Linked DNA regions of Homo sapiens: region 2 is linked to region 1. Evidence: chromatin loops called from intact Hi-C (ENCODE). Cell type or tissue: chondrocyte. All regions are shown on one strand. Each heading gives the region's core, and the rest is flanking DNA. Links, peaks and the distances in the headings are about the cores only. Region 1 has its middle 50 kb from the start of MYL10. Region 2 overlaps MYL10 (myosin light chain 10).

Region 1 (15,676 bases), core at 2,984-10,983:
GCGTGTTTGTGTGTGTCTCTGTGTGTTAGTGTGTGTATTCATTTGAATGTGTAAATACATGTCTGTGTGTAAGTGTGACTCTGTGTGAATGTCTGTGTGTGTCTTTGCGTTAGTGTGTATGTGAATGCATGTCTGTGTGTGCCTGTGAGTATGTATCTGTATGTCAGTGAGTGTATATGTGAATGCATGTCTGTGTGTGTACGACTGTAGTGTGTGTGTGTGAATGTGTGTCTGTGTGACTAGGGGGTTGGAGGGTGTGAGTGGAGCTCTGGGCAGAGTGGTCCCTGTGGCTGTACAATTTGGAAAATGCCCTCTATGCCCTGCCCACCTCCCTGGGGCAGGGGGTGCCGTCCTATTTCCCTGGTGAAGCCTGCAAATTCCTCCTGGTGTAGGGGGTCCCCTTCTCTCCTCTACCTCCCCTCCACGTCTTGCCCACAACCCACAGTCCTGCTCTTTGCAGATGCCCTCTTGGGCTGTGTCTGCTGAGGGGGGCTCGGGGCCACCCTACTTCGTGACTTCAGCCTGAGAATCTTTTTATTTATTTATTTTATTATTTTTTTTTCTGAGACTGAGTCTCACTCTGTTGCCCAGGTTGTAGTGCAGTGGCATGATCTCGGCTCACTGCAGCCTCTGCCTCCCGGGTTCAAGCAATTGTCCCGCCTCAGTCTCCCGAGTAGCTGGAATTACAGGCATGCGCCACCATGCCCAGCTAATTTTTGTATTTTTAGTAGAGACGGGGTTTTGCCATGTTGGCCAGGCTGATCTTGAACTCCTGACCTCAGGTGATCCATCTGCCTTGGCCTCCCAAAGTGCTGGGATTACAGGCATGAGCCACTGTGCCTGGCCCAGCCTGAGTCTTGTATAAGGAGATTCAGGTGGAAAACAACGAGGACATAAAGCTATGTGGTGGTGCTTTAAAAATCAAAATGTGGGCCTGGCGCGGTGGCTCATGTCTGTGATCCCAGCACTTTGGGAGGCCGAGGGGGGCGGATCACCTGAGGTCAGGAGTTTGAGACCAGCGTGAGTAACATACCAAAACCCTAGCTGTACAAAAAATTTAAAAAATCAGCCGGATGTGGTGGCACGTGCCTGTGGTCCCAGCTACTTAGGAGGCTGAGGCAGGAGAATGACTTGAGCCCTGGAAGTCAAGGCTATAGTGAGCTGTGGTTGCGCCACTGCATTCCAGCCTGGGCCACAGAGTGAGAACCCCATTTCTAAATAGATAAATAAATAATAAGAAAAAGCCAGGTGTGGCCGGGAGTGCTGGCTCACCCCTGTAATCCTGGCACTTTGGGAGGCTGAGATGGAAGGTCAGGTGTTTGAGATCAGCCTGCCCAACATGGTGAGACTCCATCTCTATTAAAATACAAACATTAGGTGGGTGTGGTGACGGGCACCTGTAATCCCAGCTATTCAGGAGGCTGAGGCAGGAGAATCACCTGAACCTAGGAGGCGGAGGTTGCAGTGAGCCAAGATTGCGCCACTACACTCCAGCCTGGGCCATACAGCGGGACTCTGTCTTAAACAAACAAATAATTAATTAATTAATTAATTAAATGAAAAAGCCAGGTGCATGAGGATTCTCGTGTTTTTTTTCTGCTGTGTCTGGGGCCTGGAGAAGTCCAGAACGTGCGGCTCCAGAACCGAACAAGGAGAAATAGAGACCTGGTTTCTCAGTGGGAATCTTGGATCCTTAAGGTTCCCTCGCTGTTCGTTTTTTTGTTGTTGTTTTGTTTTGTTTTGTTTTTTGTTTGTTTGTTTTTTGAGATGGAGTCTCACTCTGTTGCCCAGGCTAGAGTGCAGTGGTGTGATCTTGGCTCACTGCAGCCTCTGCTTCCTGGGTTCAAGCGATTCTCCTGTCTCAGCTTCCCGAGTAGCTGGGATTACAGGTGTGTGCCACCATGCCCGGCTAATTTTTGTATTTTTAGTTAGTGATGGGGTTTTGCCATGCTGGCCAGGCTGGTCTCAAATTCCTGGTCTCAGGTGATCCAGCCATCTCTGCCTCCCAAAGTGCTGGGATTACAGGCGTGAGCCACTGTGCCCAGTCACCTTTGGTTTTTTGACCATGCTTGGAGTCTGTTTTCTGGAGAAGAGGAAGCACATTGGCCCGATTTCTATCTTGAAATGACAGGGCTTGGGGACACTGAAGGATGCTGCATAGAAATTTGACCAATGTTTTTTGCCCTTTTGTCATGCCAGTCAGGGTGCAGATGGCCACAGTTGGGAGGGAGGGGAAGTCCCCTTCCTATGTGTGAGCCTACAGCATGCGCGGCTGTCTATGCCCTGAACTCCTTCAGCTTCTCGGCTTCTCAGCAGCCCCCTGGGTGTAGGGGCAGGGCTGAGCCTCTGGGAGGTTATAAACCCTCCTCGATCAAGGTCCCTCCATTTGTAAGTGATACAGGTGGGATTCGAATCCAGGCTAGACCGACCCCAAGGCTGTGCACCTGCCGAAAGGCACGAGCTCAGACCCACACCAAGGGGACGGTGGGGCCTGGGTGTGCCTCAGGGTGGGCACCGCTGGCGCCCGCTGCCTAGAAGCCTGGCTGTTGCTCCCCGGGGCTGTGAGAGCTGGCCTTCAAGGTCATGGTGGACAGTTATTCTGTGCTTGAATTTTGGGTTCAGCGTTTAGGCAGACGTCTGGCCACTCTGAGAACCGTCCCCAGGTGTCATCATTCCTGGGGCCACATGGAGCCCTGACCTGTGCCCCACTTGGGATTGCATTTGTCTCCATTGTCTGGCCTGGGAGGCGGGCACAGGGCTCTGGCAGGCTCTGACGACCTGCAGCTGTGCGGTAGGGCTTGGGTGGTGGGACTCCAGCTTCTCCTCCAGCTTTCTCTCTTTCTCAGCTTCCTCTCCTGCCAGGTGGTTTAGCAACAGGATCAGGTGAGCTTGAAACCAGCCTGGCGGCTGCGGGTGTCTCTGCCCTCTGTGCTCCAGCCAGTCATCGGTCCCACCTAGACACCTAGACCCAGTTCCTGCTTTTCTCTGTCCTTTATTTATTTATTTATTTGTTTGTTTATTTATTTATTTATTTATTTATTTTTGAGACTGAGTCTCGCTCTGTCGCCCAGGCTGGAGTGCAGTGGCGCGATCTCGGCTCAGTGCAACTCCGCCTCCCAGGTTCATGCCATTCTCCTGCCTCAGCCTCCGGAGTAGCTGGGACTACAGGCTCCCGCCAACACGCCCGGCTAATTTTTTGTATTTTTAGTAGAGACGGGGTTTCACTGTGTTAGCCAAGATGGTCTCGATCTCCTGACCTTGTGATCCCCCCGCCTATTTATTTATTTTTGAGACAGGGTCTCTCTCTGTTGCCAGGCTGGACTGCAGTGGTGTGATCACAGCTCACTGCAGCCTCCAATTCCTGGGCTCAAGGGATCCTCTCGCCTCAGCCTCTCAAGTAGCTGGGACCACAGGCACGCACCACCATGTTTAGCTAATTTTTTAATTTTAATTTTTATAGCGATGGGGTTCTACCTATGTTTCCCAGGCTGGTCTTGAACTCCTTGGGCTCAAGTGATCCTCCCACCTCGGCCTTCCAAAGTGCTGGGATTACAGGCATGAGCCACCATGCCCGGATGTCCAGCCTTCTTGCTCTTTAAAATATTTTTTTTTTTTGAGACAGAGTCTTTCTCTGTCACCCAGGCTGGAGTGCTGTGGCTTGAGCATAGCTCACTGCAGCCTCAAACTCCTGGGCTCAAGCGATCCTCCTGCCTCAGCCTCCAGAGTAGCTGGGCTATACTATAGATGCTCACCACCATGCTTAGCTAATTTAATTTTTTTTTTTTTGAGACAAGGGTCTTTCTGTGTTCTCCAGGCTGGTCTCAGACTCCTAGCCTCAAGTGATCCTCCCACCTCAGCCTCCCAAAGTGCTGCAAGAATGAGCCACCTTGCCCAATCCCAGTTCTTTACAAAGTGATTTCCTGCCCATCCTTGGCTTGAGTCCTTCATTGGTCAGCATTTAAAAATTGAGACTGATATTAGTGTCAAAAGACAGGTAGGGAAACTGAGGCATGGGGAGGAAAATGATGTACCTGAGGATGCACAGAAATTGCTGGGCGAGTTGGGCCAAAACGTGGAGCCCTGGATAGTGCCCTTTCGCTGGATTCCTGGATGAGGAGTCTGGGGACATCTCTTGTCTTTATCGAGTGACCTCCTCTGAATGGTTTTGTATTTTATTTTATTTTTTGAGACGGAGTCTCACTCTGTCGCCCAGGCTGGAGTGCAGTGACACTATCTTGGCTCTCTGCAACCTCCACCTCCCAGGTTCAAGTGATTCTCCTGCCTCAGCCTCTCGAGTAGCTGGGATTACAGGTGTGCACCACCACACCTGGCTAATTTTTGTATTTTTAGTAGAGGCGTGGTTTCACCATGTTGGCCAGGCTGATCTTGAGCTCCTGACCTCAAGTGATCTGTCTGCCTCGGCCTCCCAAAGTCCTGGGATTGCAGGTGTGAGCCACCGCGCCTGGCCTCTGAATGGTTTTAGATTTCACCATGTGTGAGCATAGGGATGATGGTGATATATAAATATACGTAACATATTTTAAAGACAACATAGAAGTTTGTTTCTCTTGCATATAATAGTCTGATGACAAACAATCCAGGGCTTCCACGGCAGCTCCACAATCTCAAGGAACCATTTTCCGTTTTCCTTGTATCTTGCTGGGTTTTCTTGTCTTGCTCAGTAGGTGACTTCTATCTTTGGGTCCAATATGGCTGCTTCAGCTCCCGCCATCGCTTCTGTAACCCACCCAGTGGCAAGGGGGAAAGAGGAAAAGTGTGTGCCTTTCCTTTTCCCCCACCCCCTAGTTTAAAAAAATCAGATGGACTGGATGCGGTGGCTGATGCCTGTAATGCCAGCACTTTGGGAGGCCAAGGCAGGTGGATCACCTGAGGTCAGGAGTTCGAGATCAGCCTGGCCAACATGGCGAAGCCCCATCTCTACTAAAAATGCAAAAAATTAGCTGGGCATGGTGGTGCACGCCTGTAATCCCAGCTACTCAGGAGGCCGAGGCAGGAGAATCGCTTGAACCCAGGAGGTGGAGGTTACAGTGAGCGGAGATCACACCATTGCACTCCAGCCTGGGCAACAAGAGCTAAACTCCATCTCAGGAAAAAAAAAAAAAAATTCAGATGATGCAGCCTGGGCAGCATGGTGAGACTCCATCTCTACTAAAAATACAAAAAAATTAGCCAGGCATGGAGGTACTTACCTGTAGTCCCAGCTGCTCAGCAGGCTGAGGCGGGAGGATTGCTTGAGCCAGGGAGGTCAAGGCTGCAGTGAGCTATGATCGTGCCACTGCACTCCAGCCTGAGTGACAGAGGAACACCTTGTCTCAAACCAAACCAAACAAAACAAACCCAAAAAACAACCATCAGATGAAGATATTTTAGAGAAGAGATTAAGGCTCAGAGAGGTTAAGTGCTTTGTGCAATGTCACACAGCATGTGAATGACAAGGCTGGGCCTCTTGGGTCTGCTGACCCTAGGACTTAGCTTGAGCTATGTGTGCTGTTTTCAGGAGAAGCTATGGCCGTATACAGGGCACAGGGATGGGGAGGGGGGCTGTACCCAGTGTTCCCCCCACCCCCGAGCAGACAGAGAAATCCATCTGGGGCCTCCACTCCTGGGAGCCGGGCCAGGAATTTTCCCCACAGCCTAGGAGAGGTCACATTAGTAATCTGCCTGTCCTTCCCTTCTCTTCCCAGGAGCTTTAAGATGCTGGGAAAATAGGAATGACTTAGTAATGAGTTACTTTAATTGGATTTTCCCCCAGTATTGGTATGCAGAGGTTATCGTTGAATGATTTACTGAGTAGCCCATGCCAGAGTTCAGCTGTGGTGCAGGCGTGTGTGTATGTGTGTGTGCATGTGCGTGCCTGGTGTGAGTGCACAGACACGCACTTCTGTACAGATATATGTCTGTGTGCATGCGTGTGTATCCTGCACTTTCAGAAGGGCCTCAAACAGCTCTTTATCCAGTGGGCACTTCTGCCTCCACCCCTCTGTCCCCGCCTCCCGCAGGAGGGAAGCCAGGAGGGGGACGGCTGGCAACGGGGCACAGCGAGGAGCTGTGTCTGGGATGGTGTGTGTTGTCACTGGCAGCCAGTCATATGAGTCACCGGCCAAATTAACTCAAGTTTCCTTTGGGGAAAAATGTAATCAGTTATTGCATTCTGGTTCATTTTAGCAAATTAACTCGTTCAGTTTTTTATTTTTATTTCTTTTTAATTTTGGGGGTGGCAGTGGTGGCTACAGCTGGGGAGGGGGTTGGTGGAGGCCTGAGTGAGTGGAGGCAGCTGTGTGTGCATGTGTGTGTGAGTGTGTGCGTGTGTTCACGTGTGTCTGCGCACGTGTGTGCACACATGTGTCCGTGTGTGCGTGTATGCATGTGTGTGTTTGTGTGTGCATGTGTGTCCACGTGTGTGTGCGTGCGTGTGTGTGTGCATGTGCGTGTGTCTGCACGTGTGAGTGTGTAAAGGCCCTAAGGGTACTCGAGGACCGGCTTCCAGAGAAGGTGGGTCAGGGCCGAGCCTAGGACAGGGGCTGCTGTCCTGGGGCCCGACATGACCTCATGTCCTGCTCAGACCTGCAGGTGGAAACACCCCTTTGAAGAAGGACTTTGCTGCCCACAAAGCATATTCCCTCGACACTCTTGTGCCCACTAACCAGGAGGGCATGGTAGCTGGGCTGTGCCCAAGTGAGGGGGGCTCCTGGGGCCTGAGTGGGCCTCGTGGGACATATTGCCTCCTCGCCACAAGGCGCCGGTCTGGAAGATTCCACCAGGCCTGTCTGTGTGTGAATGATCCCACTGTTGTGGTTCCCAAGGCACCGATGGGCTCAGTCCTCCAGCCTGGGGTTTTTATGTTTGCTCTTGCATTTCATTCTTACTTCTAGCCCTAAGGTAGGTACCGCAAACCCTGTTTTACCCCCTGAGCATGGGAATCTCACCCAAGTTCACACAGTGACCCCGGGCCCTGCTCCCTTCGCCTCTCAGTAGGGCCCTGTATCTTCCCCGCCTCAAATGGTTGGGGGTACAAAAGGCATTTTATTTTATTTTATTTTTGAGAAGGGGTTTGGCTCTCTTTGCCCAGGCCGGAGTTCAATGGCATGATCTCGGCTCACTGCAACCTCTGCCTCCTGGGTTCAAGCAATTCTCCTGCCTCAGCCTCCTGAGTAGCTGGGATTATAGGTGTGCACCACCACGCCCAGCTAAATGTTTTTGTATTTTTAGTAGAGATGGGGTTTCGTCATGTTGGCCAGGCTGGTCTCGAACTCCTGGCCTCAGGTGATCTGCCCACCTTGGCCTCCCAAAGTGTTGGGATTACAGGCATGAGCCATTGCTCCCGGCCAGCATTTGATCTTAAAGAGTTGGCTAGGTGCCAGGGCTCATGTCTGTAACCCCAATGCTATGGGAGGCCGAGGTGGGAGGATCAGTTGAGGCTGGGAGTTCAAGACCAGCCTGGGCAACATTGTGAGACCCCATCCCTAGAGAAAATTTAAAAAATTAGCCATATGTGGTGGCACATGCCTGTAGCGTAGTCTCAGCTACTCGGGAGGCTGAGGCGGGAGGATCGTTTGAGCCCAGGAATTTGAGGCTGCAGTGAGCTATGATAGCGCCACTGCATTCCAGCCTGGGCAGCAATCAAGACCCCTGCCTCTGTGAAAAATAAAAAGAGCTAGGTGTGGTGGCACACACCTGTAGTCCCAGTTACTCGGGAGGCTGAGGCAGGAGGATTGCTTGAGCCCAGGAGTTGGAAGCTGCAGTGAGCTATCATGGTCCACTGCACTCCAGCCTGGATGACAGGTTGAGACCCTGTCTCTTAAAAAATGATCATAATAAAATAAAATAAAGAGCCATACCAAGCCAATGAGCCTGAGGGTGGCCAGTGGTTCCGATCCTGGGGGCTTCCCTTGGGTGGTGGTGAGGGACTGTGGCCTTGTGGGCCTCCCCGCCGACCAGGCGATGTCTGCTTCTGGTTGGGGTCTTGGTGCACTTTTTCTCTCCTGGAAGGTCCCCTCCTCTCTCTGTATCAGGCCCCATCCAGGCCCTTAGCAGCCTAACTTCTGCCTTCCCTGAGAGCCTTCGAGACCTTCCCTAGCTCATGCGCCCTCCCCGCAACTTCTCCCACCTTTCCATGCCCCACTCCGCCGTGCCCTGGTCCTGCTGACCGTGGCTGCTAGATTGGGATCCACTGTGGGGAAGGAGAAGAGCCCCAGCCTGCATGTAGGGTGGTATGGGCCACCCCACTGGAGTCATGAGTCTGAGCAGGGGGTCTGTGGGATGGGGGCCGGGGCAGGTGGTGCTGTGTTCATTTTGAACACGACAGTGCCAGGAAGACCCCACCAGCGCCCTGTCCTTCCTTGGTTTGTCCCCAGATACCACACAGCCCCCAGACAGCTGGGCTGGGCCTTGATCCCAGAAGTGTCTTCTGAGTCTCCTGAGCCCTTCGGCCCAGCGCCCAGCGGCTTTCATTTCTGCTGGTGATTCACTGACCTCAGTGCTGCCACGGTATTGCCTTGGGACAGTCTCTCTCCAGCTGGGACCTGGGATTCCCACGCCTTAGGTGGGAACAATAGTAGGGAATAGTTTAAATAAATTAAAGTTCATTCATACTGTCCTACAGGGATATATACATATGTATGTGTATAGATATTTATGCATATGTAACCGTCCATCCACACACATGGACGCCAATGGTAATTGGAGTACCTCTGGGTCATGGAGTTACCAGTGATTTCTATTTTGTTTCTTTTTCTCTCTCTCTTTTCTTGGAGACAGGGTCCCACTCTGTCGCCCAAGCTGAAGTGCAGTGGTACAAACTCAGCTCACTGCAGCCTCAAACTCCTGGCCTCAAGCAATCCTCCCACCTTAGCCTCCCAAGTAGCTAGGACCACAGGCACTTACCACCACACCCGGCTAATTATTAAAATTGTTTTTGTGGAGAAGGGGTCTTGCTATGTTGCCCAGGCTGGTCTCAAACTCCTGAGCTCAAGTGATCCTCCCATCTCAGCCTCCCCAGTAGCTGGGACTACAGGCGTGCTCTGCCACGCCTGGTTCATTTTTCTATATTTTGTAGAGATGGCTGGAGACGGAGGTCTTGCTGTGTTGTCCAGGCTGGTCTCAAACTCACGGGCTCAAGCGAGCCTCCCATCTCAGCCTCCCCAGCAGCTTGGACTACAGGTGCACTCCGCCATGCCTGACTCATGTTTCTATATTTTGTAGAGATGGTTGGAGCGGGGAGGTCTTGCTGTGGTGCCCAGGCTGGTCTTGAACTCCTGGGCTCAAGCAATCCTCCTGTCTTGGTCTCCCAAAGTGCTAGGATGACAGGCATGAGTCACCGTCCCCGGCTGAGACCATTTCCTCTTGTGCTTCCACATCACGGGGCTGGCAGCTTTGGTGATGATGAGATGGTGCCTCGTAGAAGATTGTGATGCTGTTGACATTGGACACCCATACTTTGGAGCGGACTTCACCTGTGTCTGCTGTGGTGGCGTCCTCCATGAGGTGGGCAGTGTGGCCAACCCTTGAGGGTCCTAGTAGCTCAGGGGGCTGCAGTGCCTTACAACAGGAGAGGGAGAGCCTCAGGGGCCCACTGCAGCCAAGCTGGAGTTTCCAGGGCATCTGTGAGTCCTCCCTGGGTTCCTGGCATAACCTGGGAGGATCTGGGAGGGAACACAGGGACCTCCTCCTGCAGAACTGCGGGCTTTCAGGGGCACAAGCCCGGCCTGAGGATTGGATGGGGGAGGAAGATACATCTGCACACATGCGCACGCACACCATGGCAGGGTGGGGCTGAAACCGCCCAAGGGGTTCACCTTGCCCTCTCTAGATAGAGCCGATTCATCAAGACAGGTAATTGCAATAGAGAAAGAGTAATTCACGCAGAGCCGGCTGTGCCGGAGACCGGAGTTTTATTATTACTCAAATTAGTCTCCCTGAGCATTTGGGGAGCAGAGTTTTTAAGGACAACTTGGTGGGTGAGGGGAAGCCAGTGAGCCAGGAGTGCTGATTGGTCAGGGATAAAATCAAAGGGAGTGGAAGCTGTCTTCTTGTACATGTTTATACTCTGTTTTAATTACATGCAAATGAAGAGGTGGAGTATTCAGAAATTTATAGAAAGGGGGTGGTAACTTCCGGATGTTGTAGCAAAGGGAAACTGACATGGTGCTGGTGGGCGTGTCTTATGGAGAGGGGCTTTGCTGCTGCTTCCCTGTTTCAGCCAGTCCTCAATCTGGTCCTAAGTCAAGCCCCACCTCCTACCTCATATCTACATACATATTACAAAATCAATATAGGGCTGAGCACGGTGGCTCACGCCTGTAATCCCAGCAGTTTGGGAGACCGAGGTGAGCAGCTCACCTGAGGCCAGGAGTTCGAGACCAGCATGGTCAACACAGTGAAACCCTGTCTCTACTAAAAATACAAAAATTAGCTGGGGAGTGAGTCTGCTCACCCAATAGCCTCTGGGAAGCCCTTCTCAACTCGCTCTCTCATGACAAGCCCTACCCCTGTTATAAAGGGGGGATAACAGATTTTTTTTTAACCGTCTGGTTGTGACTGTTGTTTGGCATTTGATGGAGATTTCCTAAGAAACCAGGGAGGCCCTGGGTTGTGCAAACCTGGCAGTTTGCTGGGTCTGGGGCCTCTCTGGGCTGTCCCTCCAGGCGAGGCTGGGGCCAGGGGATGGGGCCAGGTGACTTCCTATGACCTCACCTAGCCCAGACATTATTTTCTCTCCCTCTAGATGGTTTTCCCAATCGCCGGGTGAATCTGAGTGAGACTGTCTATTCTTTCGACGACTACCTTTCAACTCAAGTTATGGTTTTATAAATAATATATATGGCAAGTCGGTGCTGGGGAAAGGACGTTCATTCCGCTCTGAAATATTTATGGCCTGGAGTGTCTGCTTACTTTTCCTTGGAGTCATTTTTTAGCACGGCCTGTTGGAGAGTACGACAGCCCAGGGCATCTTCTGAGGCCACTGCATCAAGAGCCCTTCCAGGCGGGCTGCAGGGTTTATTCATCCTGCGGATGTCAGGGGTGGAGGGAGATGGCAGCTCTGCCCGGGGATCACTCCCAAACCCAGAACTCCTAAATTATATCAGGGAGGGCTCTGAGCCGGTGACAAGAATCAGCGCCGCTGCCTTTGAAACAGATGTCACTTTCCAGCATGCAGTTTGAATAATAACATGCACTCCTCCGGCCTTCTCAGATAGGAACTATCCTGTGAGGTGGGCATTATAACCCTCATTTTGCAAATGGGGAAACTGAGGTTCAGAGAGGTTAAGAAATGCCTCAAGGTCATGCCGTCACCAAGTAGGAGAGCCTGGATTGTCACCCAGCCGGGCAGACCCCTCATCTCAATCTTTTCTGCTACACTAAGCTGCTGCCCACCCTGGCCCCATCACTCAGTGGTAGCTAGGGGCCAGAAAATGGATTTAAATTATTTTTTTTATTTTTTTGAGATGGAGTTTTGCTCTTGTTGCCCAGGCTGGAGTGCAATGACATGATCTTGGCTCGCTGTAACTTCCGCCTCCCGGGTTCAAGTGATTCTCCTGCCTCAGCCTCCCAAGTATCTGGGATTATAGGCATGCACCACCATGCCCAGCAAATTTTTGTATTTGTAGTAGAGACGGGGTTTTGCCTTGTTGGCCAGGCTGGTCTCGAACTCCTGGCCTTGCGATCCACCCACATTGTCCTCCCAAAGTGCTGGGATTACAGGCGTGAGCCACCACGTCCGGCTGGATTTATTTTTATTTTATTAATATTTCATTTTATTTTATTTGAGACAGTGTCTCACTCTGTTGCTCAGGCTGGAGCACAGTGGTGTGATCGCAGCTCACTGCATCCTTGACCTGCTGGGCTCAAGTGATCCTCCTGCCTCAGCCTCCTAAATAGCTGGGACTACAGACGTGCACCACCACGCCCAGCTAATTTTTATTTTTATTTTTTGTAGAGATGCGGTTTTGCCATGCTGCCCAGACTGGTCTTAAATTCCTAGGCTCAAGTGATCCTCCTGCCTTGGCCTCCCAAAGTGCTGGGTTTACCAGTGTGAACTACTGCACCCAGCCAGAGAATGGATTCAGATCAGCTTCCATTGCAGTGTCTGCCTGTTTGCAATTGTTTGAACTTCAGAGGAGTGGAATCTGGGGGAGAACAGGCTACACTGAACATCTGGGCTGAAATCCCAATCCCAAGGCAATGGTTATATTCCTGGATGTGCAGAAGGGGGTCGGATGAGAGTCTGAAGCATGGTGGTGCTGGGAGGGCCCATAGAGTCATCTTGTCTGACTTTCTGTGATCCAGGTAGGAGATTAAGACTCTGATAAGGGAGGAACCTGCCCAAGAGTATGAAGGTAGCTGGAGCTCCTTGATCATAATGGTGGCTCTTGGAGTCCAGCCATCTGGTCAACCTCTCTGTCTCCATAAACCCCCTTTCTTCCAGAAGAAAACCAAGACTTGGGAGGGGAGGAGCTTGTTTAGAGTTCCTGGGTGGATGGATAGAGAGCTGTGCATGTCCTTGGTCTGGCTGGAAATCCACGAAAGAGTTCAATCATTTGGAGGCTGTGGCTTGAGGAAAAAAATTGTGGATCTTTCTGAACTAGCTGAAAAACAGAGTGGGCTATAGTCAATACTGTATATGTGTATATATATATATTATATATGTTTATAAAGATAAATTCATATTTATATTATATTTTATGACATATTTATAATATAATTATATAATACAAATAAATATATAATATAAATATAAATATGATATAAATATATTTGCAATAGGGTCTTTGTTGCCCAGGCTGGAGTGCAGTGGTGTGATCATAGCTCCCTGCAGCCTCGACCTCCTGGAGTCAAATGATCCTCCCACCTCAGCCTCCTGAGTAGCTGGGGCTATTGGTGTGCACTAACACGCCAATCTTTTTTATAGAGATGGGTTCTTGCCATGTTGCCCAGGCTGGTCTGGAACCCCTGGCCTCAAGAGATCCTCCTGCCTCAGCCTCCCAAAGCATTTGGATTACAGGCCTGTTATCAAATATGCAGATATTGAATCAGTGATTTGGATTGAATACTGAGGACGGGAATATCTTGCACTGTTTCTCCACCTGGAAGGATCATTTCCTATAGGAAAGATAGTTGGTGAGCACAGGGGCTGAGTCATCTCTGTGGCAGGTGACAGAACAATTGTGAAATAAATGGATGATGGTGCTTGTGGAAAAGCCCAGCTCAGTCCTAGCTGGAGGGAAGAGTCAGGCCACCTGTTCTCTGTTGTCCCACCCTGGACCTGCCCACCCTTGTCATGGATAGTAACCAGAGAGGGCCCCAATAAACCATGCCTCTTAGTTTTCTTTTTTTTTGAGACGGAGTCTGGCTCTGTCGCCCAGGCTGGAGTGCAGTGGCGCGATCTCGGCTCACTGCAAGCTCCACCTCTCGGGTTCACGCCATTCTCCTGCCTCAGCCTCCCGAGTAGCTGAGACTACAGGCCCCCGCCACCACACCCGGCTAATTTTTTGTATTTTTAGTAGAGACGGGGTTTCACCGTGTTAGCCAGGATGGTCTCGATCTCCTGACCTTGTGATCCACCCGCCTCTGCCTCCCAAAGTGCTGGGATTACAGGCGTGAGCCACCGCGCCCAGTCTGCCTCTTGGTTGTCATGCCCTTATATAATCCCCTCCCCTTGAATACATAGGGGCTGGCCCTGGGTATACCTCCAGTGGGCAGGACTGTGTGCCCTGCTAAGTCAGAAGTAGCCTTGCAGCTTCCACCTGGCTCTCTGGTAACACCTGTTCTAGGGGAAGCCAGCCACTGTGTAACAAGTCTGACTCCTCTGAGGTGGCCATGTTGGAAGGAAGCCCAAGGAGCCTCATGGAGAAGTCTGTCAGGGAGAGAGAGTGATCTGGCCAGGCCCTGGGTCTTCTAGCTGAGCCACCAGACATGTGAGTAAGGAGACCATCCTGGACTTCTAGTCAGATGACACTAGCCACTGATGCCATCTGACTGTAACTCCACAAGTGACCCCAGGCCAGAACCAACCACCCAGCTGAAACCAGTAAGCTCTATGAAACCATGAGGACGAGAATCATAAAATTTGTAAAGCCACAGTGCTTTGAGTGGCTTGTTAGGAAACAACAGATAACTAGCCTAGCACCTCACACTGCTGATGCCTCCTGGGTCTAGACCAGGACTTCAGGGTGATGTGGAGGTTTCAGTGCCAGCCTTCTCACAAACAGGACAGAATCTAGGCAGCTTTTCAGAGCCGAGACAGTCTGTGTTTCCTCTGAAACGTCCTCTCCATACCAGCTAGTAAGCTGCTGAGAGCACGTCCAGGCGTAACAGAAAGCCAGGCCTGGGCCAGGCACAGTGGCTCATGGCTATAATCCCAGCACTTTGGGAGGCCAAGGTGGGTGGATCACTTGAGGCCAGGAGTTCAAGACCAGCCTGGCCAACATGGTGAAACCCCATCTTTACGAAAAATACAAAAATTAGTCAGGTGTGGTGGCGCACACCTGTAGTCCCAGCTATTTGGGAGGCTGAGGCACGAGAATTGCTTGAACCCAGGAGGTGAGGTTGCAGTAAGCTGAGATCACGCCACTGCACTCCAGCCTGGGCAACAGAGTGAGACTCTGTAAGAAAGAAAGAAAGAGAGAGAGAGAAAGAAAGAAAAGAAAGAGAGAGAGAAAGGAAAGAAGGAAGGAAGGAAGAAGGGAAGGAAGGAAGAAGGGAAAGAAGGAAGGAAGGAAGAGAGGGAAGGAAGGAAGGAAGGAAGAAAAGAAAGGAAGAAAAATGGGGCCTGTGGAAGGAGGTCCTCACTGCCTCTTCTTCTGGACTCAGAACTTACCCCTGGCTTTGATTTCTGACTATCTACCAAAGAGTGAGGTTAGGAGGCCCCAGAGTATACTCAGGAAACCCACAATGGGTGAGAGCAGGGCTGCCTCTAGGCCCAGCACTGGGCAAACAGTTACTGGTTGAGACACAATGAACACAGAAATTGAGAGTAACGTCCAGGCACCCAGATGGAAATTCGACATTGCCTTGACATCTAAGCTTGTGATCCTCAAACACACGGGGGAATAGACCAGTTTGAGTTTTGTGAGCTTCTGAGCTGTGTCACATTTGATTTGAGCAGCATCCTGATTTTGTGCGGGTAGGCCACGTTTTGTGCATGATGGACAGCTAGTGTGAGAAGCAGAGTTTGAGCCTGCGCTGTGTGCGCACCTCCCTCTGGGAGGGGCCAGTCTGAGATCATATATGCCATTGGTGAGTGCAGTGTGGCTGGATCTTAATTCCCATGTTCGCTCCCCCTGACATCCCAGAGGCATTTGTGTAGTGCGCAGGCTGCACAACTGTCTATGGTAGCCATGAGTGGCTGCAATAAGACTTAAGCAGCCTAAATCTTTCCTTCCTTCCAAAGCTAGGCCTGTAGGGGCTCAAGGGTTGCCTCATAAAAGAAATCTGGTGTCCTGTCTTTTAAGGCAAACAGCTGGAAGATTCTAGGACCTTGCATGTCTATTTGTAAAACCAGCTGGTGACTTAGACTCTGGAAATCAGTGGCTTGAATTTCACTTAAAGGCACAAGACTGCAAGTAGCAAATTCATTTAGGCTAGGATTTTTAAAATATCTGAGGAGGAGTCAGAAAGCTCAGTGGACCCCAAGCACTAGCACTTCCAGAGGCCTGGA
Region 2 (15,676 bases), core at 4,378-12,377, 66 kb after region 1:
CTCCCTTCTCATGAGGCTGGGGGCAGCCGGAAGCTGACTGTGGCCCAAATGCCCCCTAAAGAGTCCCCCAAAAAGGCGTCAGGGCCTTAGGGCTGAGTGGGGGGCACGTGGAGCAGCTGAGTGGGGAGGCTTTGTGGGATCCTCCGAGGCCCAAGCTCTGATCTCTCTTATCCTCCCTGCCCCCACCTCTCACCTCCCACAGGCCGCATCAATGTCAAGAACGAGGAACTGGAGGCCATGGTGAAGGAGGCCCCCGGACCCATCAACTTCACGGTGTTCCTGACCATGTTTGGGGAGAAGCTGAAGGGTGAGCCAGGCTCCTGGAGTCCTGGAGGGGCAGCAGGGAATGGCAGGGGGACGGATGTAGGAAGGCAGGGGCCTGACACACATACACACCACAGGTGGGAGCATGATGTGGCCCCAGACACCAGCCCCCAGGTGCACGCACCTTCAGGGGCCCTGCCTCGGTTTCCCTCTCTTCACCGCAGACTGGGGTAACTATAAAGACCCCTGCCTTGGCCAGGCATGGTGGCTCACGCCTGTAATCCCAGCACTTAGGGAGACTGAGGCGGGCGGTTTGCTTGAGTCCAGGAGTTTGAGACCAGCCTGGGTGATATAATGAAACTTCATCTCTACTAATACAAAAATTAGCCAGACATGGTGACACATGCCTGTAGTCCCAGCTACTTTGGAGGCTGAGGTGGGAGGATCACTTGAGCCTGGGAGGTGAAGGTTGCAGTGAGCCGAGATCGCACCACTGCACTCCAGCCTGGGTGACAGAGCAAGGCCCTGTCTCAACAACAACAACAACCATAAAAACTAAACACTGCCTTTAACCCCTTTGCCCACCCATCCCACTGCCCCCAGCCATGCTGCCTCCCTACCTTCCTACCTGTGAGCTCCTTTTACCCGCTCTGCACATGGGGCTGGGGGTATAGGCAGAGGGTGCCGGAGGGAGGGTGTTTCCAAAAGATGCTGTGGTCGACCCCTGTGCAGGGCAAGTTACTCCCCTTGTCTTTTTCTGTGGTCACTGGAGCCCCCAGAGGAAGGATCGGGGAGCCTCATTCACAAATGAAGAGACTCAGATCCAGAGGAGTCACGACCCCTGCCCCAGATGCTCCAGCAAAAAGTGGCCGGGATGCAACCTCAACCCCAAACCCTGGCTCTAACCACTGTACCCGCCCGAGACACAGCATTAGGCATGGGGTGGAGGGTTGGAGCCATCTGTGTCTCCTTTCTGTCCTGGCCTCGGGGGAGCTCTCCCATAGTGACATCCTGGAGCTTGAGGGTTCCGTGGTCAGAAGGAAGGGCCAAGGCCGGGCACGGTGGCTCATGCCTGTAATCCCAGCACTCTGGGAGGCGGAGGTGGGTGGATCACCTGAGGTCAGGAGGTCAAGACCACCCTGACTAACATGGCGAAACACTGTCTCTATTAAAAATACAAAAATTAGCTGGGCATGGTGGTGGGTGCCCGTAATCCCAGCTGCTCGGGAGGCTGAGGCAGGAGAATCGCTTGAACCTGGGAGGCAGAGGTTGCCGTGAGCCGAGATGGTGCCATTGCACTCCAGCCTGGGTGACAGAGACAGACTCCACTACAAAAAAAAAAAGAAAAAAAAAAAAAAAAGGAAGGGTCAGCCCAGGCAGTGGTCCCTGGGAAGTGAGCACTGTCAGCTCTGCACCCTCAGGCTGCCCCTGCCAGGCCCCCTCCCTTGAACCCCCTGCCTTGGCTAGGCCTAGGGTCAGACCCTGGCTTCCCATTGACTCCTAGGTTGACCTTGCACAGATTTATCTGCTTTCTGGCCTCAGTTTTTTGGTCTGTAAAATGGGCTTATAATAGTTTTCTGAGCCCGCTGTAACAAATTCTGTGAAACCAGGTGGCTCAAAACAACAGACATGTATTCTCTCACAGTCCTGAAGCCCAGAAGTGCGAAATCTGGCAGAGGATTTGGGGAGAATCCGTTGTCTCTCCCAGCCTCTGGTGGCTCTACCTCTCCCATCTCAGCCTCGCCGTCAATGGCCCCGCCCTCTTCTATTTAACCTCCCTCCACCTGCCTCTTTGTTTATTTTGTTTTGTTTTTGAGATGGAGTCTCACTCTGTTGCCCAGGCTGGAGTATAATGGCGCCATCTCAGCTTAGGACAACCTCCGCCTCCAAGGTTCAAGCGATTCTCACGCTTCAGCCTCCCAAGAAGCTGGGATTACAGGCACCCGCCACCATGCCCCGCTAAATTTTTTTGTATTTTTAGTAGAGATACCGTTTCACTACATTGGCCAGGCTGGTCTCGAACTCCTGACCTCAAGTGATCCGCCCATATCCGCCTCCCAAACTGCTGGGATTATAGGCATGAGCCCTCGCGCCTGGACTCTACCTGCCGTTGGATTCAGGTCCTACTGGGATAATCTAAGATGATCTCTGCATCTCAAGATGCTTAACTTACATCTGCAAAGTCCTTTTTTCCAAATAAGGTGACATTTGCAGGCTCTGGTGGACATATCTTTTTTTTTTTTTTTTTTGAGACGGAGTCTTGCTCTGTCACCCAGGCTGGAGTGCAGTGGTGTGATCTTGGCTTACTGCAAGCTATGCCTCCCGGGTTCACGCCATTCTCCTGCCTTAGGTTCCCAAGTAACTGGGGCTACAGGTGCCTGCCACCACGCTCGTCTAATTTTTTTGTATTTTTAGTGGAGATGGGGTTTCACTGTGTTAGCCAGGATGGTCTCGATCTCCTGACCTCGTGATCCGCCTTCCTCGGCCTCCCAAAGTGCTGGGATTACAGGCGTAAGCCACCGTGCCCGGCCTCTGGTGGACGTCTCTTTTTAGGGGCCACCATTCAGTCCACCACAGGGTGATCCGACCTGACATCACAGGTTTGATGGGGTGAAAAATCAGTACTGTCATGGGTCGTGACCTGCTGTGGGGTAGAGCAGCCTCCACGCACCGTGTCCTGGCAGATCCAGAGCCAGAAGGAAGGCAGCCATCAGCCTGGGTGCGAGAGATGAGGAAACCCAGGGCTGGGGAGGGCAGGCTCATCTGGAGCAGGCTTTGAACTTGGGGCTGTGTAGCCGAATCAGGAGCATCACTGGGCCCACCTCCAGGCAGCTTGTCGGGGCCTATTCCCAGGACCATGTGCGCCTCCTGGAAGAGCTCAGAAGCCCAGGAGGCCGGGAGAGAAGAATGCTCTGTGGAAAAGACATGTGTGACTCCAGCCAGCAACTTCAAAGGAAGCAGACAGGCCTGATTCTTTTATCCACAGGCACATAACTGAAGGAGGCGTGTTAAAGGCCAGTGGGAGGGCCTGGGGAAGTGGCCTGTGGTTCTGCCAGGGTGGACGGCCCAGGGCCGGGCCCAGGAGGTGAGGCTGTGAGCACCTCCCGCCCCTGGTGTTGGGCATGGGCGAGGGGCCCTGCTGCCAGAGCAGGAGTTTAGAGAGACCTCCAAGAGTGCTCAGGGGAAGGGGAGGGGACTCTGTCAGCTCACAGTGGGCCCCAAACCTGTTTCGCAGATGGGAAGATTGAGACTAAAAGCTCGTGTCGGTCCATGGTTGAGCTGAAGCTGTGATCCAGGGCCTGGTGTGGGCTGCAGGGCTGCAGCTTTTTCTCATTTTTGCAGGGGCGCCGGGACTGGGGCTCCGGCTGAGCCTGTCATGCAGACGTGGCCAGACTGCGTGAGAGGCTGGTGGGAGGGGACAGGAGCCGGGAGGGCAGGGTGCTGGGGCCGGCGCCGCCTCACCCCGCTAATTGGGAAGAGGAGACTGTGTCATGAGATTCCCAACGATGATGGGAGGAAGTGGCCACTCTATAGCAGATTTTATGAGGTTTGCAGTCTCAAGAACAGAGGCTCTTTCTGGGGAGGAGAGAAGGGAGGACTGCCAGCCACGGTAACAGGGAGTGGCAGGGCTGCGCTGGGTGCCTAAATCCATGTGCATTGTCCGCAGGGGGATAGGCTGGAGCCGGCCACAAACCTGCCTCAGCAGTGAGGCCTCTTCAAAGACGTTGGGAATTTTCAACTAATCAGTGAAACCTGGGAGGCTGTGGCCTCGGAGGCAAATCCCACATGGGTGCCCCACGTGATGCTCTGGTCACTCAACCCTCACCCGCCTAGAGGCACCTGCTACCCCCTGCCTGCTTGGCCAGGCTGTGAGGGCCTGGAGCCCTGCCCTCGCTGCACCCTGGGCTGAGCCTCTCTGCTGGGCACACCAGCTCCCTGCCACCCTGCCCAGAGGCAGTCCATGGCGCTGCCCTCTAGGAGTTCCCAGGCCAGCAAGGCCAGTGTGTGCCAGGTTTTTTCACTCTGTGCCAGTTTCAGAGATGCCCAGAGACTCAGACACTGCCCAGTCCTGGCTAGTTCCTAGTCCGATGGGGGAGGCACAGATGGCCCTGACCCAGTCTGATGGGAGAGGCACAGATGACCTTGATCTGGTGTGATGGGGGAGGAACAGATGGCCCTGACCCAGTCTAATGGGGGAGGAACAGATGAGGCCCTGATCTAATCTGAGGGGGGAAGCACACTTGGCTCTGACCCAGTCTGATGGAAGAGGCACAGAAGGCCCTGATCCAGTCTGATGGAAGAGGCACAGATGGCCCTGACCCAGTCTGATCGGGGAGACACAGATGGCCCTGATCCAGTTTGATGGGAGAGGCACAGATGACCCTGACCCAGTCTGATGGGGGAGGCACAGATGAGGCCCTGATCTAATCTGATGGAGGAAGCACAGATGGCCCTGACCCAGTCTGATGCAGGAGGAACAGATGGCGATGACCCACTCTAATGGGGGAGGCACAGATGGTCCTGACTTAGTATGATGGTGGAGGAACAAATGGCCCTGACCTAGTCTGATGAGGGAGGCACATGGCCCTGGCTGACCTAATCTGACTGGCAAGAGCACAGGGTGACAAAAGGAGCAGGGGACTCTGGAGTCCACAGAGGTGGGTTTAAATCCTCCCTTCTCTTATCAGTGGGGACTTGGGCAAGTAATGAAACATCTCTGAGCCTGTTTTTTCTATGATAAACCAAGATATCCACATCTACTCCATGGGTGCTCTCAGAGCTCCAGGGGATAAAATCTTAAAGCTGCAGGCATAGAGCGCTCAGATGTATTTGCAGCCCTGATCAACCCATGTTCGTTAAAACCTTACCATGAATGGTATGTTATCTTAGCTGCTCCTGTGAGGTGGGTAGCAAGCACCATCTCTGTCCCCTTTCACCAATGACACATTTGAGCACTGAAGAAAGGAAGGGGGCACCCCCGCATCCACAGTGAACAAGGGGGACATGGTGACAGAAGGGGAAAGGGCACCGGGCGAGGGTGGCCAGGTCACCTGCTGTCATTCACGCAGCCCGTGAAGCCTTGGGCAAGACCCTTCCTCTCTCTGGGCTTCAGTTTCCCATTGGTGCAATGTGGGGGCTGCACATTCAATCCCATTGTGGGTATCAGATTAATTTCTTCTAATGACATCTCTCCCCAAGGCTGTGCTGTGACCGGGATAAAAGCAGAACTTCTCTGGCTTCACTTCTGCCCCCGTGAATCCCTTCCCTTGGCCTGTTGGCCCACCTGCCCCACTTCTGGCCGGGACAATCTCTCTCAGACCCCTCCAATGCCACACTGCCCAAGCCCCAGCCTTTTGGCATCCACGTACAGAACTCTTTTTCCTCCACCCACGGCCTCTTGTGCACAGCTTGGGTAACACGTGAGCCCCAGAGTCATGCCCCCTCACCCAGACCACTGGTCATGCAGCTGTGAGACCCTGGGCAAGTCACTTAACTTCTCTGGGTCTCAGCTTTTCCATCTGTAAAATAGGGAAGGGCTAAGCACAAATTAAATGCTCAATCAGGGTCTCCGTGTACAGTTGCTCAGGTTGTTCACAAAATATATATATGTGGTACCCTTGTCTATGATTACAATTACCTGTTTCCCTCCTTGTTCTTGCTTCAAGTGAGCTCGGCCCTCGCTGTGCAGTGAAAGTTGGGGAAGAAGTTCCCCAGAGCTGTGCCTCTGTGCAGGGGCCGTGGGACTTGCCCCCAGCCCCAGCCCCTGCCCAGCCTTGTGCCTGTCCCTGTGGGGCCCTCTTCACCTGCCTCTCTCCCTGCCCTGTATGTGCTGCTTATAGGCACGGACCCAGAGGAGACCATTCTCCACGCCTTCAAAGTGTTCGACACTGAAGGGAAAGGTTTCGTCAAGGCCGATGTGTAAGTTTCCCCTGACTCCCCCAAAATGCTCAGGGGAATAAGCCAGCTTTGGGCTGGGGTCAGGGTGGATGGTCGCCCAGTCTCCTCTCCCAGAAGCCAGGAGCTGGGGGGCCGCTGCCCAGCCCAGTGATATCGCTTGATGTCCCTTCCCCTCTCTGGGCCTTGGTGTCCCCTTCTCTATGTGTGCGTGGAAGTAGAAATGGATAAGAAATGGTGGGTCAGGCTGGGCGCGGTGGCTCACGCCTGTAATCTCAGCACTTTGGGAAGCCGAGGTGGGCAGATCACTTGAGACCAGGAGTTTGAGACCACCCTGGCCAACACAGCAAAACCCCATCTCTACTGAAAATAATAAAAAAAATTAGCCAGGCATGGTGGTGCATGCCTGTAGTCCCAGCTACTCTGGTGGCTGAGGCAGGAGAATCGCTCGAACCCAGGAAGTGGAGGTTGCAGTGAGCCGAGATCACGCCATTGCACTCCAGACTGGGCGACAGAGTGAGACTGTCTCAAAAAAAAAAAAAAAAAGAAGAAGTGGTGGGTCACTCCAGGAGAGCTTCCTAGTGGGGTGGGTGTGGGGGCAAAGGCAGATCTTGAAGAATGACTGCAGGTTGCCCAGGCTAGGGGGGGAACAGCATTCTAGATGAGGGAACAGAGAGCTTGGAGGGCCAGGGCTTGGCATGTGCATGTTTGTTCAGAGTTGGCTGCAGCTGGAGGGTGCGGGTGGAGGTGGTGTAGGGGAGACTGAGCACAGAGCGGCAGGCGGGGCCTCTGGGGGAGCGCTCACACCCTAGCCCCTGGACCCTGCGTCTGCCCTGGGAGCATGGGAGAACCTGAGGAGGAGTTAGGCAAGGACACCATGGAGGCCAGCCTGGAGAAGGAGAGGAGAGGGTTGCAGCTCCCAGGAGGGTCATGGCCGTCGAGATGGAGTCGGGCGGACAGATAAGCAAAGAGCCAGGGGCCAGTGCCCATAGGATCCAGGGTCTGGGGAGAGGACTGAGCCAGATCGTAGCCAGCACCGCCTCGGGCAAGAGGGCAGTAAGGATTGGGGAAAGTGACCAGCTCACTTGGAATGCATGAAGGGGAAGTGGCTGCAGGCAGCTGTCTGGCAGGCACCGGGGCTGCCATCATGAGGGTAGGGGTGCCCCACCCAGTGACAGCAAGGGAACAGAGAGCCAAGAATTGCAGGCAGGAGTGGGCGGGGGAGTGGCAGCCTTCCCAGGACCCAAGATTCAGGGCTGACCTCTGAGCTGTGCCGACGCAGTCCCTTCAGAACCTTGCTGGACCTGAGGGTGGCCTGGGGCAGGTGAGATTCCTCCCCAGGCCCAGGCTTCCTGATCAATTACTGTAATGCTGCCAGCCTTCATTTTGAGGCTAGTTTTGCTGGTTTTGAGATTCTCGCATCTCAAAGGGAGAGGGCAGACGCAGCAGGGGTGGAGGTGGAGAGGGTCTGTCCCGTCTCACACATTCTCAACTCCAAGACCATGAGTCACATACTCCCCTGGGATGGGGAGGGGATGCTGAGGGTTGCTGCAGTCCACAGTCCTCCCCTTCACCCCTCCCTCGGGGTCTGTGGCTCCTACCTCCATCCTGGGGACCTGGGGAGGCATCAGAGTCACCCCCGGAGTAACCCCAAGCCCTCCCTCTACTGTCAACCACTTTCTCTCTCACCAGTGCAAGGACAAGGCTGGGAAGACCCTTTGGGGACCTAATTTGGGAACTGAAGGCACTGCCTTGGGACATGGGACCTGGATCTGTGGCTGCAGGCCAGGCAGGCCAGACAGGCCACGGTGGAGGCTCTGGTTGAAACAGAGTCTGTGAAAAGTCCCCGGCTTGGAGAGCTGGAAACTGTGACTGTCCCACAGAAACATAAATAATGGAAAATGTGCATTGGTCCTTAGCGAGGCCTGCCGCAGCCGGTGCCAGAGGACACTCTGGGTGGACGAGGCCCCACTCAGCCGTCTGATCCCATCTTTGCCCACTGAGCTCCCTTAAGAACCCTGCAGGACCCTCCAAGCTTGAGGGGGCAGGCCCTTGCAGGCCCAGGAGGACACGGACCTGGGCAGGCCTTCCTGTACCCTTGGCAGAGCACAGGCATCTTGTCTCTAAAACACTATGCAGGTGTCAGTGAACGTCACAAGCTGGAGGAAAGAGTGTGTCCAGAATCAGGCAAAAGAGGCTCTGCGGTGGGGGACCTGAGGTGTCTCCCCTCAATGATCCAGAGCTTGATTATAGTGCATGATGGGAAATCAGAGTAGCCCTCATGGTGGGGTCCCCAGGTCATTGCTTTTGGTCCCTACCTGATGCTGGGAGGAAAGCCCACTTCATGGAGGAGAAAACCGAGGTTCAGAAGCTACTTGGCCATCGGGGGGGCTGGCAGGGTCAGCCCCAGGTTGATGTCCTCCTGGTCCAGGATGTCCCCCTGCCCCCACTTGCCCCTCATCACCCCTGGGATCTGCATGTTCAAGCTGGGTATCCCGTTCCCTGAACATGACTGTGTCTCTCCCTTGAACAGCATCAAAGAAAAACTTATGACCCAGGCAGACCGCTTCAGTGAGGAGGAGGTAAACTGGGATTCTGGTGGGTCACGGCGGATTCTCTGCTCTGGCCCCCACTTGGCCTGGTGCAGGCTGACTCTCTGCTCCTTCTCAGGTCAAGCAGATGTTTGCAGCATTTCCCCCAGATGTGTGCGGCAACCTGGACTACAGAAACCTGTGCTACGTCATCACTCACGGTGAAGAGAAGGATTAGGGGATCACAAGTCTCCCCGACATTCAGGGGCAGCAAACACTGTTGTGGGGTGTGACAGGGAGCTCTTGCAGCCAGAGGCTGCAGGAAAAAGGCTTCCCTTGTCCTACGGTTGGGGACAAAGCAAGAATAAATAATGCTAATGAGGTCTGAGTTTGTGCGGTAAATGCTCCAGCGAGGGAGAAAACGAAACATTCCTATCTTGTTGGTTTTTCCAAACCTTTTTTGTTCCTCTGGCTCTGCTCAAATGTTCCCGAGGAGCTGGTGTTTAGAGCTAATTGACAGTTTTAACGATTCCCTGCTAAGCCACGGGATATTGCCTTCATTTATGGAGCTTTTATTAAGCACCTAGTGCATGCCAGAGGCTGTGCTGGTCCCAGGGACTCTCAGAGGAGCCAGGACTGTCCCTGGGCAGGATATGGTGCTGACTGCAGTGAGGAAGGCAGAGGAGGGGGCAAAAAGTGGGGTGGGGACATCGGTGGGAGGAGAATGGAGAAGCACGGGAGAAAACTGGCTGCAAAGAGCTGGCTAGAGGTGAAGACGTCAGAAGGGAAGAGGTGGCTTCAAGGGATGTTTAGGGGGTAGGCAAGGATTTCTTAAATGGGACACACATAACTGTGATCATAAAAGTGGATAAGTTGGACTTCATCAAAATTAAAAACTTCTGCTCACCAAAAGATACAGTTAAGAATGCAAAAAGGCACCGGACGAGAAAAGATACTGGCAACGTAGATCATGACAAGATCTCATATCCAGAAGATGTATTTTTTTAAAATCCTACATATCTATAATAGAAAGATTATAACCCCAAAAAAGGTAGACGACAATAATAATATCCAAATGGCCATAAAGATCTGAAAAGAGGCCGGGCACAGTGGCTCAGGCCTGTAGTCCCAGAGCTTTGGGAGGCCGAGGCAGGAGGATTGCTTGACGCCAGGAGTTTGAGACCAGTCCCAGCAACATAGCAAGACCCCATCTCTACAAATAAAAAAAAATTTAAAAATTAGCCTGGCATGGTGGCGCATGCCTATAGTCCCAGCTATTCAGGAGGCTGAGGTGGGAGGATCACTTGAGCCCAGGAGTTGGCGGCTGCAGTGAGCTGTGATCACACCACTGCACTCCAGCCTGGACGACAGCGAGACCCTGTCTGAAAAAATAAATAAATAAATAAATAAATAAAAATAAATGATAGGGCACTCATACATGGGAATACCACATGGCAATAAGAACAAACTACTGATGTACACAACAGTTTGGTTGATTGCTCATATATACTATGTTGTATGGAAAAAGAGGCGAAAGAGTGCATACTTAAAAAAAAACTTTTTTATTGAGATACAATTCACATACCATAAAACCCCCCCCTTCTTTTTTGTTTTTTTTTAGACAGTCTCACTCTGTCACCCAGGCTGGAGTGTAGTGGCGTGATCTCGGTTCACTGCAACCTCCGCCTTCCGGGTTCAAGTGATTCTCCTGCCTCAGCCTCCCAAGTAGCTGGGATTACAGACACGTGCCACCATGCCCGGCCAACATTTGTATTTTTAATAGAGACGGGGTTCTGCCATGTTGGCCAGGCTGGTTTCGAACTCCTGACCTCAGGTGATCCAACCGCCTCGGCCTCCCAAAGTGCTGGGATTACAGGTGTGAGCCACCGCGCCCTGCCTTTTACCACTATTTACAAACAGAATATTAATCACCACAAAATGAAATTCATTAGTGGTCACTCCTTATTCTTCCTGCACTCAGCCCCTGGCAACCATGAAGCTACTACTGCCCGTCTCTATGGATTTGCCTGTTCCGGACATTCATATAAATAGGATCCTGCAATACATGGCCTTTTGTGTCTGGCATCTTTCACTTAGCATAACATTTTCATGGTTCATCCTTGTTGTAGACTTTATTTGTTTATTTATTTATTTATTTTTGAGACAGGGTTTCACTCTTGTTGCCTAGGCTGGAGTGCAGTGGCATGATCTTGGCTCACTGCAACCTCTGCCTCCTGGGTTCAAGTGATTCTCCAACCCCAGCCTCCCGAGTAGCTGAGATTACAGGCGTACGCCACCACGCCTGGTTAATTTTGTATTTTTAGTAGAGAGAGGGTTTCACCACGTTGGTCAAGTTGGTCTCGAACTCCTGACCTCAGGTGATCCATCTGCCTCAGCCTCCCAAATTGTTGGGATTACAGGCATGAGCCACCACACCTGGCTTCATTCCTTTCTGTAGCCAGATAAGATTCCATTTTATGGATAGATCACATTTTGTTTATTCATCAGTTGATGCACATTTGAGATATTTCTGTTAGCTATTATGGATAACGCTACTATGAACATTTGTGTACAAGTTTTTGTGTAAATACATGTTTTCAATTCTCTTAGGCATATACCTAGGAGTGAAATTACTGGTTCATATGGTAACTCTATATTTAACTTTCTGAGGAATTGCCAAATTGCTTTTCAAAAAGGTTACACCGTTTTGTATTCCCACCAGTGATGTACAAGGGTTTCAATTTTTCCACATTCTTGCCAACACTTGTTATTTTCTGTTTTTCTTTTCTTCCAAAATTATAACCATCTTAATGGGTATGAAGTGGTATTTCATTTGGGTTTTGATTTGCATTTCTCTAATGGATAATGACATTGAGCATCTTACCATGTTTTTATTGGCCATTTGTATCTCTTGGGAGAAATCTGTTCAGGTTCATTGCCCATTTTAAAATTGTGTTACACTTTTTTGTTGCTGAGTTTAGAAGTTCTTTATATATTCTAGATACTAGATCTTTTTATTTTAATTTATTTGTCTATTTATTTATTTTTGAGACAGGGTCTCACCCTGTCACCCAGGCTGGAGTGCAGTGGCACCATCACAGCTCACTGCAGCCTCAATCTCCCAGGCTTAAGCAATCCTCCCACCTCAGCCTCCCAAGTAGCTGGGACTATAAACATGAGCCACCCCACCTGGTTAATTTCTATATTATTTTATTTTATTATTTATTTATTTATTTGGAGAGCTGCCCAGGCTGGTCTTGAGCTCCTGGGCTCAACCAGTCTTCCCACCTTGGCTTCCCAAAGTGCTGGGATTACAGGCAAGAGCCCACCACGCCCAGCCTGGACCCTTTTAGATATGTGATTTGCAAATATTTTCTCCCATTCTGTAGGATGTCTTTGTACTCTCTTGATAGTGCCCTTTGATGTACAACAGTTTTACATTTTGATGAAGTCTATTTTAGCTATTTCTGCTCGTGCTTTGGGTGTTATATCTAAGGAACTGTTGGGCAGATGCAGTGGCGCATGCCTGTAACCCCGGCCCCTGGGAGGCCGAGGCAGACAGATCACATGAGGTCAGAAATCTGAGACCAGCCCGGCCAACATGGCCAAACATCATCTCTACTAAAAATACAAAAAAACTAGCCAGGCATGGTGGCACACACCTGTAGTCCCAGCTACTTGGGAGGCTGAGGCAGGAGAATCACTTGAGCCCAGGAGTTCAAGGCTGCAGTGAGCTGTGATTGCACCACTGCACTCCAGCCTGGGTGATAGAGAGAGATCCTGAGGCCCTGTATCAACAAAAAGAAAAGAAAAAAAAATAAAGAAAAGAAAGGAAAGGAAAGGAGGAAAGAAGAAAAGAAGGGAGAAGGGAGGAATGGAGGGAGGGAGGAATGGAGGAAGGGAGGCAGGGAGGGAGGAAGGGAGGGAGGGAGGAAGGCAGGGAGGGAGGAAGGGAGGGAGGGAGGAAGGCAGGGAGGGAGGAAGGGAGGGAGGGAGGAAGGGAGGGAGGGAGGAAGGGAGGGAGGGAGGAAGGGAGGAAGAGAGAAAGAAAGAGAAAGAGAAGAAAAGAAAAGAAAGGAGGGAAGGAAGGGAGGGAGGAAGGGAGGGAGGAAGGAAGACAGAGAAAGAAAGAAAAAGAAAAAAAGCAAGAGAGAGAGAAAAAGAGAGAGAAAGAAAGAAAGAAAGAGAGAGAGAGGGAGGGAGGGAAGGGAGGGAGGGAAGGAGGGAGGGAAAGGAAAGAAAAGTAAGAAACAAGAACCGAGTGTTTAAGGAAGAGAAGAGCAGGTCTAAGGTGTGACCCTGGAATCGGGTGGCTGAGGTTGGGGGAGCAGGTCCCTGGAGCCAAGGATTGGAGGCTGTGGGTTGAGGGGTAGAATTCAGACCCTGAGAGGCCAGGAGGAAGGAGGCCAAGGAGAGTGGCATGTTGGACCCTGCAGAGGGCCAGCCCTGGCTTTGACGGTAGCTGCTTCACCACAGGGGCCACACTCCCCTACCCCTTGGCCACAGTGAAAGGTCTCCCCTCCTCTTTCCCCACTGCTGAGCTCCTGTTCCCTCTGTGGGAGGCGGGAGAGAGAAGCACCACCATCAGTCTGGAGCTCTGGGCTCAGGACACAGGGGACAGGTACATAGCAGAGGAGCTCCTCCCTCCACCCCAAGCCTGGCTCCGCTTGCTCTCCAAGACTTTGACTTTCCTAGAAATCACGGACCGAGCCCTGTCTCTGCTGCTGAGGAACTTGTCAGACCTGTTTGTGCCCCGCAGAACCAAGCCAGCGCCAAGGTACTGCAGGCCACAGGCATCTGCTTGCCAGCTGCTCCCTGCAGCTAGGCCTGCCCACCTGCAGGAGCCCAGCTCCTCCAAGACACAGGGCCAGCCGGTAGGGAAGGCCAGAGGGACTCCACGTCAGCTCAGAGAGGAGGCCGGGGCATTCATCTCATTTATTCCTCTGTCCTCAGTGCCTCCACTTGTCTATACCTCCTCTGTACCAGTGCTCAGAGAGGGTGATCAATAACACCAGTAACACCTCACCTCTGCCCTCAATGGTCTCTGGCTGGGAGATACCAGGATGGGGGTAGGCTACAGGCATGGGAGTGATGCGGCACAAGTGGGGCCCCAGGGAAAAGAAAAGCAGGGGGCCTCTCAGAAGGCACAAGATGGCTGTGAGGCTGCTGGCGGCTCCAACTCCCTGGTCTCTGCCACTCTTGGGAGTTACACAGCATGGCCTCCTGGAGGCCCCTCTCTCCCAAGCTGTGGTTCATTGGTGGTCTCCACTGCCCCTGACCTGGGCACATGACTAGCTGCCTTCAATATCCACGCCTTTCTGTCCAGTCCTTGAGGAATACCTGGATGACCCCAGGCTCTACAGTTCTTCCTCCCGTCCCTGTAGCTGGGGTAATCCACAGAGCTGCCCTTCCAGGGGTAGAGGGCTGAGGCTCCCAAAAGCCAGAGAGAAATCAGCAAGAATGAGCATGTGGGTGGACACATCGTCTTTCCAGTGTTCTTTCTGAAAGCACCTTTCTAAAGGTACAAGAACGTGGCGGGGTGCGGTGGCTCACACCTGTAATCCCAGCACTTTGGGAGGCCAAGGTGGGAGGATTGCTTGAGCCCAGGAATTCTAGACCAGCCTCAGAAACAAAGCAAGACCCTATCTCTAAAAGAAATAATAAAACAAAACAAAACAAACAAAAGAACCCCTTGCCGGCCTCTTGAACTTCCCTGCACCACCGTGCCCTGGGCTCTGGGTTCCAGCTGCACAGTTTCATTGGGGACCCTACGTTTCCTCCTGTTGCAGAGTCTTGCTCATGCTGCTCCCTCTACCTGGAACACTCCCTGCCCCCTTTGCCCAATCCCCCCTGCATTAGTCAGGGTTCTTAGAGGTAAAGAACTAATAGGATAGATATATAATAGGATAGGATATATATATATAAAATAGGATGTGTGTATATATATATATATATGGGAGTTTATTAAGTATTAACTCACAGGATCACAAGGGAAAGAATTAATGGGATATATATATATAGAGAGAGAATTATTATATATAAAGAATTATTGTATTATATATAATATATATAATAGGATAGGATATATGTAAAATAGGATATATATATAAAGGGGAGTTTATTAAGTAGTAACTCACAGGATCACAAGGGAAAGAACTAATAAGAGAGAGAGATATATATAGATTTATATATAAAGAATTATATAATATATATTATATAACATTATATAAAATAGGATATATATATAGAGAGAGATATAGATATACATAAAGGGGAGTTTATTAAGTATTAACTCACAGGATCACAAGGTCTCACAATAGGCCGTCTGCAAGCTGAGGAGCAAGGAAACCAGTCCAAGTTCCAAAGCTGAAGAACTTGGAGTCCAATGTTCGAGGGCAGGAAGCATCCAGCACAGGAGAAGGGTGTAGGCTGGGAGGCTAGGCCACGCTAGTCTTTTCACATTCTTCTGCCTGCTTTATATTCTGGCCTCACTGGCAGCTGATTAGATAGTGCCCACCCAGATTGAGGGTGGGTCTGCCTTTCCCAGTCCACTGACTCAAATGTTAATCTCCTTTGGCAACACCCTCACAGACACACCAAGGATCAATACTTTGCATCCTTCAACCCAATCAAGTTGACACCCAGTAGTAACCATCATGCTCCCTACTCAGCTTTCTGGTCTCAGGTCAGCAGCGTATCCTAAGGCCCTGACAGCGGCATAGGCCAAATCACTTTCCATGTAGTTTCATGGCACCAAGAACTTTCACTTTTTGGTAAGTGGTGTCTGTCTTCCCCCAGAGTGCCATAAGTCCCTGAGGGAAGGGAGTAGGCTGGATTTGCCCACAGCTATGCCCCCAGCACCCTACATGGGGCCTGGCATGCAGGAGGCTCTTGGGAAATATTTGACTGTCTCCAGGACACCCAGAGAGCCAGCCCCGAATCACGGGAGTTATCTGGAAGCAGCTCTGTGGCTTTGGGCCTCCAAG

What was found. Peaks named below come from ENCODE experiments on the same cell type or tissue, not always from the same donor. Only the 100,000 strongest peaks of a DNase experiment are listed, where the experiment ranks them.
Region 2: it touches region 1 in a loop (2.9-fold over the local background); 28 of 110 quality-filtered maps call a loop at or near these places.

The regions. Positions count from the first base shown.
Region 1 is chr7:101,671,676-101,687,351 of GRCh38, reverse strand. No RefSeq gene overlaps it. Among named protein-coding and RNA genes, the nearest start is that of MYL10, 50 kb to the right of the region's middle. RefSeq lists enhancers at 5,878-6,386, 6,387-6,902. In chondrocyte, for the core only: no CTCF peak of the experiment used is centred there; a DNase peak (open chromatin) is centred at 6,027.
Region 2 is chr7:101,606,727-101,622,402 of GRCh38, reverse strand. MYL10 (myosin light chain 10) reads left to right here. Exons shown (of 8, transcript NM_138403.5): 5 at 203-307; 6 at 6,105-6,183; 7 at 8,693-8,741; 8 at 8,830-9,073. The coding sequence ends at 8,928. Among named protein-coding and RNA genes, the nearest start is that of MYL10, 15 kb to the left of the region's middle. RefSeq lists enhancers at 2,491-3,030, 3,031-3,570, 5,684-6,611, 6,612-7,540, 7,541-8,468. In chondrocyte, for the core only: no CTCF peak of the experiment used is centred there; no DNase peak of the experiment used is centred there.